Regions from separate parts of the Mus musculus genome. Here region 2 is linked to region 1. A link is a loop called in an ENCODE intact Hi-C map of the cell type or tissue named here. Cell type or tissue: left cerebral cortex. All regions are shown on one strand.

Evidence for each region. Hi-C counts contacts between places; a loop is a spot of excess contacts. Peaks named below come from ENCODE experiments on the same cell type or tissue, not always from the same donor. Only the 100,000 strongest peaks of a DNase experiment are listed, where the experiment ranks them.
Region 2: a loop joins it to region 1, with 8 times the contacts of the local background. A loop is called at or near these places in 2 of 42 quality-filtered maps.

Annotation. Positions count from the first base shown.
Region 1 is chr9:42,050,763-42,058,762 of GRCm38, forward strand. It overlaps Sorl1 (sortilin-related receptor, LDLR class A repeats-containing), which reads right to left. Exons shown (of 48, transcript NM_011436.4): 12 at 6,509-6,597. Among named protein-coding and RNA genes, the nearest start is that of Gm16214, 32 kb to the left of the region's middle. In left cerebral cortex, a CTCF peak has its summit at 4,408; DNase peaks (open chromatin) are centred at 2,242, 3,047, 4,178, 4,439 and 1 more place; H3K27ac peaks cover 2,226 bases.
Region 2 is chr9:42,178,658-42,186,657 of GRCm38, forward strand. 4930546K05Rik (RIKEN cDNA 4930546K05 gene) reads right to left here. Exons shown (of 7, transcript NR_040754.1): 6 at 7,469-7,678; 7 at 3,581-5,277. Among named protein-coding and RNA genes, the nearest start is that of Gm36390, 9.2 kb to the right of the region's middle. In left cerebral cortex, no CTCF peak of the experiment used is centred here; DNase peaks (open chromatin) are centred at 1,558, 2,687, 4,981, 5,579 and 1 more place; H3K27ac peaks cover 2,027 bases.

The DNA of each region.
Region 1 (8,000 bases):
GTCATCCCTCTACTTAAAGACCTCAAAAGCAAAGTTTCAGTCTTACCCAACCATGAACCCTTCAAGCTACAGTTCCAACCTGCAGGGCAGGAAGCGCCCACTGGTGCAATAATGGCAGGACTATTATGAAGGTAACCAATTGCTCTCTGATTAGATTTGAGGCCCTGACCTCGGGAGGTGATTCCTGCCTGCTACGGCAAACCTGCTCAAATACCAAAGGCCATAGGGGGAAGCCTGCTGCTGTCTTGCTAAATGGCCATGATGTCACCGTGCTTTATAAATATCGATGTCTATATCCATAAGTGAGAGCTGCTCTCAGCCTTGGCCAGAAAACTTCTCTTTGCAACAATCAATACAATGACTAACAAGTTGCCAAGTGCTGAGAGTGTCCAACTCCCCAAGATCTACATCACTGCTCTAAGGCCCAGGGAACAATAGCAAAGAAGTGAGTGACAGAGGGTAGGAGCTAGAGGTGGCGGTGACTGCTGTGCAATGCTATCTTCTGGATATACACGGCCATTTCTCTTATGAACTCCCAGCTGCTGTGGTTACATTCATAAGACTGGGCCAGTCAATGTCTCAATCACAAGTGAGGGTGGGACTAGAGGGACCCCGCCCCTCTGAAAATAGCTATTGGCAGCTAATTGGTAGCTTGAAGAAGGGAGTGTTGATTTTGTCTTCAGTGATAGCACCACTAGTAAGTTGCCCATGCTGCAAGAAATAGTCCCACAACCGTGGTCATATATCAACCTTAATTGAACTCAGGAAAAAAAAAAAAGGAAAGAAAGGAAGGAAGGAAGGAAGGAAGGAAGGAAGGAAGGAAGGAAGAAAGAAAGAAAGAAAGAAAGAAAGAAAGAAAGAAAGAAAGAAAGAAAGAAAGAAAGAAAGAAAGAAAGAAAGAAAGAAAGAAAGAAAGAAAGAAAGAAAAAAAGCAAGCAAGCAAGCAAGCAAGCAAGCAAGCAAGCAAGCAAACTAGCTATCAATAGGAGAACTATCTGTTGAAGAAGAGCTTAATGTGAATGGGAGGTGGAGTGTGAGTGTAAGGGTGGTAAGAATGGCCAAACTTCATGACACACATATATGAAATTGTCAAAGAACAAAAAATAACTTTATTTAAACACAAACAACAACAAAACAACAACAACCAAATCTCTCCAGTGAGAGTCAGGAAAAGGCCCATGGTGCTTGTCTAATGCCACCTCAAGCCTCATTTCTCACCACTGCTTCTCTCAATTCCATTCATATTTTATTCATGTGTGAAGGCCTCAGGGACCACAGAGTCACACTGCCACCTTAGCTCAAGCTCTGTCTCTTTTTGTAGGTGTATGTGAGAGTGTATGCCAAGCATGCAAGGGTACCACTCCTCCACCCACCCCTCTATCCTCCAACCCCCCCAACCCCATATCTCCAGCCAAAGCTAGAAGAAGGCATCGGATACCCTGGAGCTGCGGTTACAGGCAGTGGTGAGCGCCTGGTGGCAATGCTGTTAACTAAACTCAGGTCTTCCGGAAGCACAAAAAGCTCTCTGAAGTACTGAGTCATCTCTCTAGCCCCATGAGCTCTTCCTAACCCTGGCACTGTACAGAGTCATCTCTCTAGCCCCATGAGCTCTTTCTAACCCTGGCACTGTACATCAACTTTTTAATTTCACCTCATGTTTCACCTCCTTTGAAAAGCCTTTCCCAACCCTGCAGTTGGCACTGCCTTAGACCAGCTCAGACTAGGCCCTGTACTAGACCTCACACCCTACTCTGCTGTATTTACAAGACCAGATCCATGAGTGTCTTCTACACTGCAGCTCATCCATAATAAAATCTCCACCCATTTCCCTGTCCCAGCACCTCACACCTCTTCTACCACCTGAAAGCAGAATAATCAACATTTGCTGCAGGAAATTAAACAACCCACACTGAGTTTCTCTTAAAAAAAGAAGGAGGAGGAGGAGGAGGAGGAGGAAAGAAAAAGAAAAAACCCTGCACTGTCTCTGTAACAGTTAAAAGGTGATAAGGACATCTGTTGCTTCTGCCTCCAGGAGCAGAGGAAGCCACCCAGGGTGAGACTGGGTTGGGGATGGCTCTCTGCAGCTGCCTCACTGTGATGCTGTAGCCACGAGTGTAGAAGCTATGGAAGGATCCACTGCAGTTTCCTATACTCTGGAACCACGAGGCTGCGCCTAGAAAAGATAACTACAGCTATGCTGCGGTGTGTGGCCTCTGAAGGAGTTTGAGGGATTCCCAGAGGGAAGCCCTGTGAAATTGGAGATCTCCTCACAGAAATGATGCTTTGGGGCAAGTCCAAAGTGTTAGTAACTATCAACATTTCATCACACTGACAGGCGAACTGCCAAGAAGAGACGGAAATTGATCTCGGCCCTCGGGATCCAGCTCACAAACCGGCTTGGATCCTTCCTTGCTGGTCAGGCCCCTTCTCTGCAGCACGCTGTGTACCCGTAAGAATGAACACCACCCCTTGGTATCCTCCAGGCAGGTTCCTGGTCAAGCATGCTGAATGGATGCAAAAGCAAATCCCTAGCCCCTTGGGCTCTTGTTTGCACACTTCAGACAAGTGGACGCAAAGGCAAACCAAAGCAAAGCAAAGCTTTACCCTTCCTGCTCTGTTTTACTTAACACCGATGATAAAGTCTCAATGGAGAAGGCAAACAGAGGGATCTTAGCTGCTGTACTAATCAGAGAATGAATGCCATGAAATAGTAAATAAACCGCCAAGGAGTGGGGGAAACAAATACCCCAACCTCAGGCCTCTGATTAAAACAAAAGACTCTGCTCTATTTGGCTCTCTTTGCCTACATTACAAATAAAAAGCAAAATGCTTAAAGGTGAGGGACCACATTCTATTCATCTTCAGATACGCAGAACCTCCTGTCCTTCCTTCTCCCACTCTCTCTCCAACTGGCTCCGACGCCCTAGCGTTCCCATGGGCACAGGCAGATCCTGAACCAGGCCCCACTCGCCTCTCCATCACTGGTGTCTAGCACAACATCTGGTTCACTGTAGTTGTTCAACAAATGTTTGTGCAATTGACCTGAAATGATTCCTAGCAGAAATCTGCTCATGTTCCAGTGTGGGCGCTAACTCCCACAAATTATATTACGTCCTCGTATGGAAGATACGGAGGGTGGATCAGATCTTCTCTCTGGCTGCCTGGCTGCACACATTCAGGAAGCCCCCACTGCTCAGGGGTTGTCATTTACACAGAACACAACAGCAGCGGTCTCCCTTGGAGCTGTGTAAATAGCACCCTACCCAGATCCCTTCCCCCTTTTTAAATGGATGTTTAAAAAAAAATGAAAGAAAGAAAAAAGCAATCTCAGATGCCCAAGTATGCGTGACCTATTTATTGATAGATCAAATATTTGCTAAGTGCCTGCTAACTTGTATAGAACAGGAATGCGGGTCTACAAAAGCCTTGCTAATGAGTTGAAGAATCCAGGCATAGAATGAAATGGAGTTAAAACATGAAGTCTGAACACAATCAATCTAAATGAATAGGATACCCCCCAAAATTCTGAGGCTCAAAGGACAGAGAGGTTGCTATGGTCAGGGAGGTCAGAGGCCCAGAGCCTGAAGCCAGTTTTGTCAACATGGCTGGAAAGGCTTTGTGCTCTCATGGTGGAGCCCGTCTCTGAGAGGTGGCCATATCATGAGGGCTCTGACTTTAATCCCCTGATAGGCTCATACCATGGTGACATTATGGGGAGGTGTTGGAGAGTAGTGGGTAGGGCTTAGTTACAGGAAAGAGGTTGTAGAGGGCACGCCCTGAAAGGCTACACCTAGTCAGCAGGCCTACCCTGCTGAGTAGCTCTGCTCAGCCACGTGCTCCCTGACAAGCTAATGCCGCCCAGCTTCCCGAAGGCCATGGAGCAGCCAAGCGGGACTGAATCCTGCGACACTGTGAACTCAAAACGGACTCTCCCAGCTTTGCCCTGTTTCTTTGGTGTATTTCTCACAACCATCAAAAAGCCTAGCACATGGCCTCACTGGAGTCTACAAGGCACAGGGAATGGCTGTTTGTCTTTGGAGACTGTGGACTACCTCCACTCTCCTCCTCTGCCTTTTAGAACAGCGGAAGGAGGAGCAAACACCTCTGAGAACAACACACTTGGTAAACGCCAGGTGGCTGTATGGAACCCTGCCAAGTCTGAGCTGGTTCCTAGGACACATGTACCTGTCAAAAGGAGGCCAGTCTGTATTTACTTGAACTATGTGTTGCAGACACTTCCAAATAGCCCGTGCCCATAGAAGAGCACCACCATGCCCACGAGGTCCACCGCAGACCCCCCAAAGCCATTATGAAATGCCCAGGGAAGGCATTATGGTTTTCCGTCAGCAGGTTTATTTTCCTGGCCGTGTTTTGCTACAGCTAGCGAAGAATGATGCTGAGTTCCCTGGGCACATATGCACCGACAGATGGTGTAAGAGGACTAAAATCACACGCGCTCCTTCAGAGGAGCCAGCTTGGAATGCTAATGTAATCTGTGGAGACGTTAAACAAGGAAAATTGAGAACCGACTCCCAAATCTGAAAACTAAAACTATCCAAAGAATGAAATCTATGCCCAGGACACCAAGCCCCGGATCCTATATGCTTTCCTCACATAGCAGTTTACTAACCACCACAATTACCTCCTCACCTACCTTACAGCCAGAGGGTGAAGCTCTCGTGGGGGTAGGAGGCGACCAGAGCATCCTATTCATCTTTAGACCCACAGTACCTGGCATAAGTACCACTTGCTCAGTGTGTGTGGTGTAAGTTAAATGACTAGACAAGCAAACACCAGCAGATCCGGGGGAAGCAGGCTCTGTGAATATTATCCTCTGAGCAAAAGCTAATCTGAACAGGGATGCGGGTGTCATCTACAGACACAACCTCCCCTGCCTCTAGGCTCTGGGGAAGCAGCTGCCCCATGCCACCCAAGGCCAAGAGCAGCCAAGTGGAAAGCCAAGACCAGACCTTTGCCTCTCTACCTCTTCAAGGCTCAGTACATGCCCAGTTAAGCAAAGTGGGAAACCAGCTGTTAAAATCCCCTTTTCAAAGCACCCACGTCTTGCCCCCGGCCAGTTCTAATGGGAGCAAAAGTAGGGGAAGCCTGCTTCTTCCCACCACACAGTGTGATTACAGAAGCCCTCTCTGCCTCCCGCGATCACCCAGCTAAAGGGTTCAAGCCTAACACGAACAGAGATGAGGGTCAGTCTGTCTTTTCCATCGGTAACTCTGGTTCGATAGCTTCGTGAAGGGAAGCCAAGAAATTATGCTGGATAAAATCAAACCTCGAGGGGAGAAAATCTACAAACTCCCAACACTTTGGTTTTGTTTGTTTGTTTGTTTGTTTTTTCTTAGACATAATCCAAGACTAACTCTCAAAAATGACTCTACAAGCTGATGGTTACTTCTTCCTGAGCCTCAGCTTCTCCGTTTGTAAGATGAAGCATTTAACCCTAGCATCTCTTCCAGTTCCATCTAGGACAACCCCTAAGACTAAATTTAGCACAGCAGAAGTCACCTGGCAAGTGGTGTGCATTCTACAACCACTATTTGCCTGTCGTTAATTTTTGTCATTTTAACTATTAGTTGTCTTATGCACAAACCTTTGGAAACAACACTTTTAAAAGCAAAGACATGTTCAAAACTCTCTAGTTACATGTGATAAGGAAGCAGGAGGAATTGTCTTGGGGAAGGAAGAGAAGCAGGAAGGATGGAGAAGGGGACAGCAGGCAGGGCAGTAGGACGTGGATAGCTGAGTAATAATAATAATAATAATGTCATATATGCTAAAAAGTAAATAAAATTACCATAATGAGTTTCTTTATATGTTAACCTTGAACGAGTAATTAAAAGAAAGATGATAGTTTTTATTCAAAGAAATAAATATTAGTTCACTTGTTTGTTTCTCCCAATGCCCTCTAAAACAGAAGGAAATAGTTATGTCACAGACATAACAAGCTTAAGTGATTTCCAGAGGTCTCAGCTCTCTGACCTGAACGTAGCGCTCCAGAAGCATCCAAAGGTCACCACAGACGACACCAGTGTGAGAGGACAGGTTGATGTCCAAAGAAGAGAAATAAGCCAGGCACAGCAACTGATGCCTGTAATCTTAGTACTTGGGAGGCTGAGGCAGGGGGATTGGCAAATTCTTTTGTTGTTTTTTCTTTGTTTTTCGAGACAGGGTTTCTCTGTGTAGCCCTGGCTGTCCTGGAACTCACTCCATAGACCAGGCTGGCCTCGAACTCAGAAATCTGCCTGCCTCTGCCTCCCAAGTGCTGGGATTAAAGGCACGCGCCAACACTGCCCGGCGGGATTGGCAAATTCTACACCAATTGGAGCTACACTGTTAAGTTTCAAGACAGCATGGGCTACACAGTGAGAGACCTTGGGTTTTTGTTTTTGTTTTTGTTTTTTTAAAGGAAGAAGTAGAGAGAGAAGGGTAGAAAAGATCTCTTTTAAGAAGAAGAGAAGGAGGAGGAAGAGGGGAGGTAACCAGAAGCACTTACTTCAGCTCGTTGGTCTCCATGCCCTGGGCAATCGCCATGATGATGCCTCCATGGTCACCCCAAGTATAGTAATGAGGTCCGGGAAGAGCCTGATTAAGGAAAACAAGCCAGAGGTGATGAGCTGCTGTAGAGATAAACGTAGGAATGGTGCCCTCCCCCTCCCCCAACACACACCACCCCAAGGACAGCTTCCAGTTCTCAGAACAGGTTCTTGTCCATCCTCTCTTTCACAATCCTGGAGTTGGAGAAAGCTAAGTTCTCACACTCCAGAGTATAGGCTACCTCAGCCGGAGAGCACTCTTCACTTGCCTAACATGCCTGAAGTCTTAGGCTTCATCCGCATGCCGCAAAATAAAAAACCAAGCAACCAGAGCTGCTGTTCTACTACAACAAAGTCAGCTCTCTGAGGGCTGTACGAGGGGACTTGGTGCCTCGAGAAGCGACCCACACAGTTTTCTGATACAGAGGTGCCTCAAGGGAAGGCCTTGATGGAGCGCCTCAGCTCCAGCCAGGGAGCTCAAACTTCCACAGAAACTCTTTCTACAAAAGGAACTGGCAAATGAGCCCTTGCAGGCTGGGGAAGTATGGGAGGAATCCCAGAGCATGTATCCCTTAAATCCCTTAAATGGAATGTACCTCTCTACCTAAGCCCCAAGCTGCATTTGAATGAGGGATCTTGATAGAACCTAAAGAGAATTGATGTAATACACACACGTGAACAAATTTGCTTCTATAAAAATGGGCCACTACGTGTGCAGATGACATAACTGAAGTAGCCACCACAGGTTGTTCACGTGAACCTGGGGAAACAGAGCCCCAAAAAAACTTATCCAAAGTCCTTTTAACCCAGATGACCACACACCGAGATTTCAGCAACAGAAGAAGCACAATGCCTGGGAATCAAGGAGAAATGGAGGGTTCTCAAACAAAGGAAAGCCAAGGGAGCCAAGTGGCCAGAGGGCCCTCACAGGCAGTGGCTCTGCAGGAAATGCTTAAGGTCATCTACCCAGGGATCATCAGGAACCAGAGACAAACAGGAGAAATGGCAAACCTGGGGTGGGGGGGATTCAAAACTGTTTATTTACTATTATTTAAAATCAGTATTAGAATTTAAGCAAAAATAAATGAGTGTTTTCTAAGTATGTAGACAAGATACAACAAGAGCAGAAAGGTCAGGGAGAGAACACAGACCCATATGATACAAATGTTCTGTATTTTATATACAAGTGAAGACTATGAAAGACTAGATATGCATGCTCTAATCCTCAGAGAACCCAATGAAAGAAAAGAAAAGAGGAGAGAAATACACAAAGACAGAGTCTAATATATCTGGTGGCTAAGGAGGGAGCTTAAGGGTAGAGCACCCAACAAGAATGTACAAGGCATTGGGTTCAACGCTCAGTACTGTCAAAAAACAAAAATCTAAATAACGCAAAAGGAGATGCAAAAAGAGATAGAGAAGAATGGACACAGAGGAAATAAATTTTAAAAA
Region 2 (8,000 bases), 130 kb after region 1:
GCAATTTGGGTCATATAACAAGAGCCTCAAGACAAAGAAAAGGAAGCCCTCTTCAAACAGACACACAGATCTTCCCCCCACCCTCTATGTCTGTCCCTGTCTCTTCTTTTTCTCCCTCTCCCTCTCCCTCCCTCTCTCTTCCTCTCTCTCCCTCTCTCTCCCTCTCTCTCCCTCTCCCTCCCTCTTTCTCCCTCTCTCTCCCTCTCTCTCCTCTCTCTCCCTCTCTCTCCCTCTCTCTCCCTCTCTCTCCCTCTCCCTTTCTGTGTGCATTTATTTAGTGTATGCACCGGTGCATGTGTGTGTGCATATGCATATGAAGTGGTCAGAGGTCAACATCTAGTGTGTCTTGCTCTATCATTCTCTGCCTTATTTTCCAAGACAAGGTCCCCCTCTAAACCTAGAATTCACCAGTTCGGCTAATCTGGTTTGCTAATTCCCCACTGTGCCTGGCCCTAGCACTGGGGTTGCCTGTGCACGCTGCCATGCCTGGCTCTTTGTCTGGGTGCTGAGGATAAGTGCAGATCCTCAAGCTTGCACAGTGAGCCCTTTGCCTATTGAGCCATATCCCCAGCCCCTCCCACTGCAACCCTCCCCCCAACAAATGGATTCCTAATGGGCCACTCTGGAAGCTGTCTGGGAGTTACCTTGTATACATTTACATAAATTAACGTAAATTTACATGTATATAAATGCTTCCTGCTACTTATTTCCTTTGAGGGCAAGGATTTTCTCTCCTTTAGTTCTCAGTGGGCTTTACACCTGGTGGGTTCTCCATAAGTATCCACAGGCCCTCTGATGCCCTTGGTGCCTTTGCCATCCTAGGTCTAAAGTAGTTTCAAATCCCTTCATTCTTCCACAGAAAGCCTGACATACGTTTTTTTTTTTTTTTTAATGTCCAATCCGAGTCCAGGGAAGCAAATGAAATATTTCAGTTGTGACCTGACCAATCCAGACCCTGGACTATCAGGCTAAAAGTGTTTTATAAAGATTAATGCTACTCTATGGTCACTTAGCACTTATAAAGTTACCCAGTTTTCCTTGGCTTTACCCCTTATTTCTTTATTTTAAACACACAGATATAAGAGTTTTTGTTAGACACTTCTTGTCTGAGAGTTTCTGTCATGGGCTGGAGAGATAGATGGCTTAGTGGTTAAGAGCACTGGCTGTTCTTCTAGAGGACCTGGGTTCAATTCCCAGCTCCTACATGGTAGTGTACAACTACCTATAACTCTGGGGATGTAACACCTTCACAAAGACATACAAGAAAACAAAATACACACCAATGAACAAGAGAGAGAGAGAGAGAGAGAGAGAGAGAGAGAGAGAGAGAGAGAGAGAGAGAGAATGAGAGAGAGAGAGAGAGTTAGTTTTCAGTCTGGAAGTTTCTGTCAATTCTATTTCCTGAGCATAGAATGTGCTCTTTGATGAGTTAAAACTCTGCCTACATAGCTTTAGTGAGGTAGATGGAAGTTGGTTCTTTCCTTGAACAGAAGTTTAAGAGAAGTCTAAGTTTGTAGCTGGCATTGGCCCAAGAATTATAAAGGCACACACTTCTGTTGTTGATCAACACCCAAGAATTGGCCTCAGCTGCCAGGTTCCAAAGACTCATGGTTCCACTTCTCCAAGACAGCAATCGCTTCCTCTAAGAACAGGACTAAGAAGGGAAGTAGTTATGCCATTATCGAGATGCTCCAGGGCAAGGGTGTGCTTGGAAACACAGAACAGTGAGAATCCACTTGAGTTAGCAAGCTCTGTGCATACTTGTGGAAGGAGAAAGAAGTGCCCTAGACTGCTGTGGTAGCAAAGAGGTCAGCTCAGAGCTTTGGAATTTTCCAAAATTCCACTGGACTCCTCCGCTCCTGGAAGAGACAGGTAGAGAGCACGGAGACCAGAAGGGAGAGGCTGAGTAAGCCCCTACTTCCTCATTCCCTAAAGACCAATCAGTTTAAAGGGCGCACTGTTCCACCAAATCATATTGTGATATGCTGATGCTCTATTCCGCCCCTGGAAAACAAATAAAAACTCTCCAAACAGGCCTCTGGGGGTGGCAGCCTTTCCTTAGGGCCTGGGATAACCCCAGTGCACTAGAACAATAAATTCCTCTTGCTTTTTGCATCGATTCTGCATGGTTAATTCAGGGGGTCCCCGGTAAGCTTTACAGTAGTTTGAATGTGGTTGACTCAATGGAAGTGGCACTATTAGGAGGTGTGGCGTTATTGGAGTGGCTTTTGCGTAGTAAGTGTGTCACTGTGTGAGTGAGGGGTCTTTGAGATCTCTATGCTCAAGTTCTATCCAGTATGGAAAGAGAGGTTCCTCCTGGCTGTCTGTAGAAGAGAGTTTCCTTCTGGCTGCCTTTGCATCAAGATGTAGAACACTCAGCTCCTTCTCCAGCACCATGTCTGCCTGGACACTGCCATGCTTTCTGCCATAATGATAATGGACTGAACCTCTGAAGCTGTAAGCCAGCCCAATTAAAGGTTCTCCCCTATGAAAGTTGCCTTGCTCATGGTGTCTCTTCACAGCAATAAAGCCCAAACTAAGACAACTACCTACCTATGATGCTTTCAACAAACATGGTTCTTGGCTCCACAGTGCAATCAACCAATGAGCAGGTGTCCCTGCAGAGTGTAGAGGTTGCAGGTGCAAGTTTGTACCTCTGTCTAATCTTTGGGACTATTTCTTTCTTCTTCCATTCTTCCTTTCAGGATAGACACCGTGGTTTTATTTTTATCCTGACAGCTTTCAGAGCTCACATCCACCTCCAGAGCTTAGTCACATATGTCAAGTCTAGCTGCAAGTGAGGCTGAAAAATTCTTTTTTTTTTTTTTTATGGTGGACATAGTAGGACTCCACAAAGATGTTCATTATCTTGTCCCTGAAGGTCATGACAAAGATACTTTCCAGATGAGGTTAAATTAGGTATTTCAAGAGAAGGGATTTACCCTGCTTTATCTGGGGGGGGGGGGCAATGCATGTGTGAGGGTCCTTCAGAAAGGGATAAAGGAGAGAGGTGAGAGAATGGCTGAAGATGCTTTGTTACTGGTTTTGAAGATGGGGGAGAGGGTAGTAGCCAAAGAGGAAGGTGGCCTCTAGACAAAGCAAGAACACAGAGGGTCTCCTCTAGCCTCCAGAAGACCCTTGTTTATTTCCAGCTTCTCAAAGTATAAAGCAGTAAATTGTGTTGATTTAAGACACTAACTTTGTGTGGTTTGTCACAGCAGCAGCAGGTAACAAATGCATTTATTCTGATTTGTTATTGCTTTTGTTATTCTGCTGCTATGAAAAACTGAACACAATAGACATGAGGAGATAACTAGCATTCCCTATGTTTTAAAATTATTATTGCTGCTATTAATTATTAAATATGTATAGATGTTCTGCCTGAATATGTGTCTGTGTACCATGTCCATGCCTCGGGCCCACAGAGGCCAGAAGACAATGTGAGATGATTTCCCAGAGCTATAGATTGTTGTGAGTCACCATGTGAGTGCTGAGACTTGAACCCAGGTCCTCTGAAGGTGCAGCCAGTGCTTTTAACACCTGAGTCATTCTTCAGCATCTGACACATTTCATTAATTTACTTTGATAGTGGTTTTTATTAATACTTCTAAAGATCACCTCTGCTTTTTCAAATTGCCTGCAAACATTGAACTGAACCCACTGCCGTGGTCTATCTGAATTGAGTTCACCACCCAACTCGATACCTGTAATTATAAGTATCCCTTTCGTTTTTCGTTAAGGGCTTCTATGATTGTCCCTTATATATCAGATATAACAAGATAGCCTTCATCCGTCTGACCTGAGAATTCTTGCTGTGGTGGTTTGAATAAGAATGGCTCCTACAGGCTCATGTATTTGAACGCTTAGTCATCAGGAAGTGGCACTACTTGAGAAGGTTTAGGAGGTGTGGCCTTGTTGGAGGAAGTATGTTTCTAGGGTTGGCTTTTGAGGTTTCAAAACTCAAGCAAGGCCTAGTGTGTGTCTCTCTTCCTGTTTCCTGTCTCTCTCTTCCTGTTTTCCATCTCTCTCTTCCTGTTTCCTGTGGGTCCAGAAGTAAAATTTTCAACTGCATCTGCAGCACCATGTCTACCTGCATGCCTCCATGCTCCCCATCGTGACAACAATGGACTAAACTTCTGAAACTGTTAGCCAGCCTTCATTAAATGCTTTCTTTTGTAAGAGCTGCCATGGTCATGGTGTCTCTTTACAGTAATAGAACACTGACTAAGACGCTCGTGGTACCCAGGATTCGGCATATCACAGTCCCTTCACCTATCTTGGAATTGCTATAATCACCTATGCATGAACATTCACCCTGTTCAATGGGAAGCCCATTCTCCCTGAGCCAGAACTCTGAAACAACAGAGAGGCTGAGAAGTCCCATTTTCCTTAGGTCATACCCCTCAGCGGTAGTCTGTCAGCCTCCAGCAACAAAGCTCAAAGGCTCTGACTTAAGCTAACCTTGGTAATAATGATCACCTCCACCAGGGCTCACAGCTTCAAAAGCCATAGCTGTTCTCTTCAGAAAGCTTTGAGATTCCAGTTTCTCCACAGGCTTCATAGCAATGGCCTAATTGCCTTTCAGGAAAAATAAAATGCCCACATTTCTGAGCCTCCACCCCAAGGCCCCTAGGCCTTTGCTGTTCACTCCAGCAATGTTTGGGATTGCTAGTTACCAGATCTGATATATCTTCTCCAAGCTGTTTGCTTCCAGAGAAACAGCCCAAGGGACGACAGCCAGGGTAATGGGGAAATGAAACCATCCTAAAGCTTTCAAGTTTCCGAAAGATGAGCACATTTTCTTCTATGTTGTTCCCCTCACCTGCTCCTTGTCCTCACTGCCAACACTCCCTCTGGCCCAGATTTGTTGGCAGTCCAGGCAGGAGCCGACTGCCTACCAGGCATCCTCATTAAAATGCACTGTTCTTGCTAATTACGAGCCAAGATTCTCCCACGGTGGGCCTGGTCTGGGCACTGCCATTATCTTCATAAATAGGCTCTTTACTTTGCAAACGCTGCTGTCACAGTCAGGCATTCTCAACCTGGCAAGGGCTCTGTGCATTCTTGAGTGGTGGAGGGAATGTGTCAGCAAGAGAAGGCAGAGGTATTCATGCCAAAGCAAGGCTCTGTCCTGAGTTCACCCCACTCAGTCTGGGCAGCAGGCAGCCAACACAATGGTTGAATCCGAGACTCCAGCCATGGCGGGCAGCAGCATATGGACCAGATCTTCTGGAAAAATTTATTTCCCATCATTTTCATCTTTACAGCAAAGGCAACCTAGTCAATGTAAAAAAAAAAAAATGTTTTTGAGAGCTCTGTTTTTTTTTTTAAAAAGAATGTTCCCACCCTACCCTCCCCCCCAAATTCACAAACTGGATGGCGGTGTAGGGGTGTGTTTGTGTGTGTGTGTGTGTGTGTGTGTGTGTGTGTGTGTGTGTAGGGGGGACAGATGAGTGCTTGGTCTCCCAAATATGCCATATGCAAGCTTGTCTATGAGAATTTGTTTATGTATTTAACTTCCTTTGCCTACAAAGCTCTGTGTACAGTTTTCTGTTTAGTGCTCAGCCGCCTTTTCCAGTGCTAGCTCTGTCTGAATACAGTCTGCTCTGATCCCTTCACATATGCCACCCCTTTTCTGCACCATCAGGGTGGTTCTATGTCATTTCTTAAGTAGTGCCTACTGTATAATTCTGGCTTTGTCCCCATAGCACACCTGTCACATGTAGCACACCTATGGTCTCTAATCCTTAACAATGGACCTTCAATCTCATTTTGTAATGAGAACACTGAAGCTCAGGGATGCCCCTCCCCCATCCTTCTTCTTAGCCAGGAGCAAAGTGAGGCTTGAAACCTTTAGCTGGTTGTTCATGGTAAGCCTTCGACCCTTCGACCCTATACTAGGTTACAGAGTGCTGGGGGGAGATTCTGCTCTTAGGTGCTCAGTAGAAATGAGTCAAAGAACCAGCCCCACACCATAGCCTAATTAGCTCCCTAAGACATGCTGTCAAGAAGAGCTGTATGAGAAGATAGCTCAAAGTGTCAGGGCAGAGAACATGCCTTTTTGCAAATTCACAGCTCATGAAATTTACTATTAAAAGGGCCACAGGGCCGGGAAGGTTACCGGCCTTCCCTCTAACATTGGTGCAATAATGAAGCACTCCTCAGACTCTGAGGTGCAGAGGCACTGTGGCAGGATCCTGTTAAAGTGCAGGGGGGGTGTAATGCAGGGCTGGGGCTACTCTGAGCAGCCAGACAAGAAGAGACTGCTGACAGACCATGTAAGAGCACGTGGGATCCATAGAAGCAGGAGGCTGTGAGGGTGTGAAGCCAGGTAGGGCTGGGAGTGAGAGAAAAGAGGGAAAATGTCACTGTGTGTCTATCACTCGTTGACCTATGTCTCCCCTTATCTCAGACCCTTTGCCTGGAAACCCCTTCCAATTTCTTTGCCTCGGCCCCACCCCCAAACTTTCATTTGTCCTTGAAAACAACTTAGAGGTCATTTCTAGTAAGCTTTGCCACTCATTGAGACTCAGCTGAGTTTCTTCTCTCACCTCTGGATAATGGTTGGCTCACATCTTAGGTTCTGTCTGCCTCCACCCCCACCCCCAACCAGGACTGTGCATCCCTTGAGGTCAGAGACTACAAATTAATGAAGTGGTACGAAATGGGTGTTTTTGAATACGCGGAGCTTACCACAGGGACTGAAAGGGATCATGTAGAGGAAGCCAAGCTTTCCTCTCCCCACCCCTAGGGCTCAGAATTAACTTGAATAAAATGGATGCCCAGGAGAAAGGCATACAAATGTTATTAGCACAAGTCAGGCGTGACACAGAGTCTTCATAAAGAAAAGAAGACTCCCAAAGACCTGGGGTGGAAATCTTACAGACGGATGGGACAAGGAGGGGAAAAACCAACAACATAGCAACAGACAAGAAGAGGCATCAGTAGCAGCACTAGAGACAGGGCAGGAAGAGGGGACAGGGAAGAAGGGATGGACTGATACCCAGACTGGGAAAATGCCATTTCAGATATATCCATGAAGCACAGCATCAGAAAACAGCATGCATTGAGGTATGGAATAGATAGACATCTAGTCTCTCTCATACATCTGACCTTATGACAGGTCAAGTAAAACGGCTCGGTCAAATGTCTAGAGCATCAGGCCCTAATGGGTCAGCCCCGGCCCAAAGCAGGAGAGAGGGAGAGAGGGAGAGAGGGAGAGAGGGAGAGAGGGAGAGAGGGAGAGAGGGAGAGAGGGAGAGAGGGAGAGAGGGAGAGAGGGAGAGAGGGAGAATCACCATTATTCATCTGATTGGCTAGATCTAGTTCACAGTCCCACCCAGAGTCAAGAGGTGGAGAAACAGGTCTATGCCTTGGTGAGAGAAGGACCACAAGCCAAAGGAGAGAAGACAGTTACAAAGTGTGGCTACAGGGATCAGGGACTGTGAAATCAACTTCATCAACTTACATTGCAAGGGACTGTGGCAGGCACTAGGTTCCTCTCAGGATAGATCTGACTGGAGGGCTGTCATTCTCAGGAGGTGCCTGGGCTGCAAAGTGTGACCACTCCTCATTCTTGGCTCACCAGCCACCTCAGGCAGATGTCTCCCCAGACAGGCTTCCCAGCTGTTTGCTCCAGCTGTGCAACTGATGTGTGTCCTTGCAATTCAGACCATACCTAAAAATAGGGTGAGTGAGTTATGACCAGAGAGAGAAATCTGTTAATAAAAGATAACTAAACGAATAAAAAATAAGTTTGAGTTTAGCTTTGTTCAGACTACCAAGTTTTCCCTCAGTCTGTCTAAACCCTTGAGTTGTTCATGAATGTAATATTTTCTTTTTGTCTTCCTTCTTTTAACTTTTATTTTCTGAAATAGGGCCTTGTGCAGCCCAAGGTAATAACTCCTGCTCCCCCAGTCTATCACAGATGTGAGCCACTGCCCCCAGTTTGTATTTTCCATCTAATGGTTTGAATAGGTTATTCATTAAATTCAGCTTAA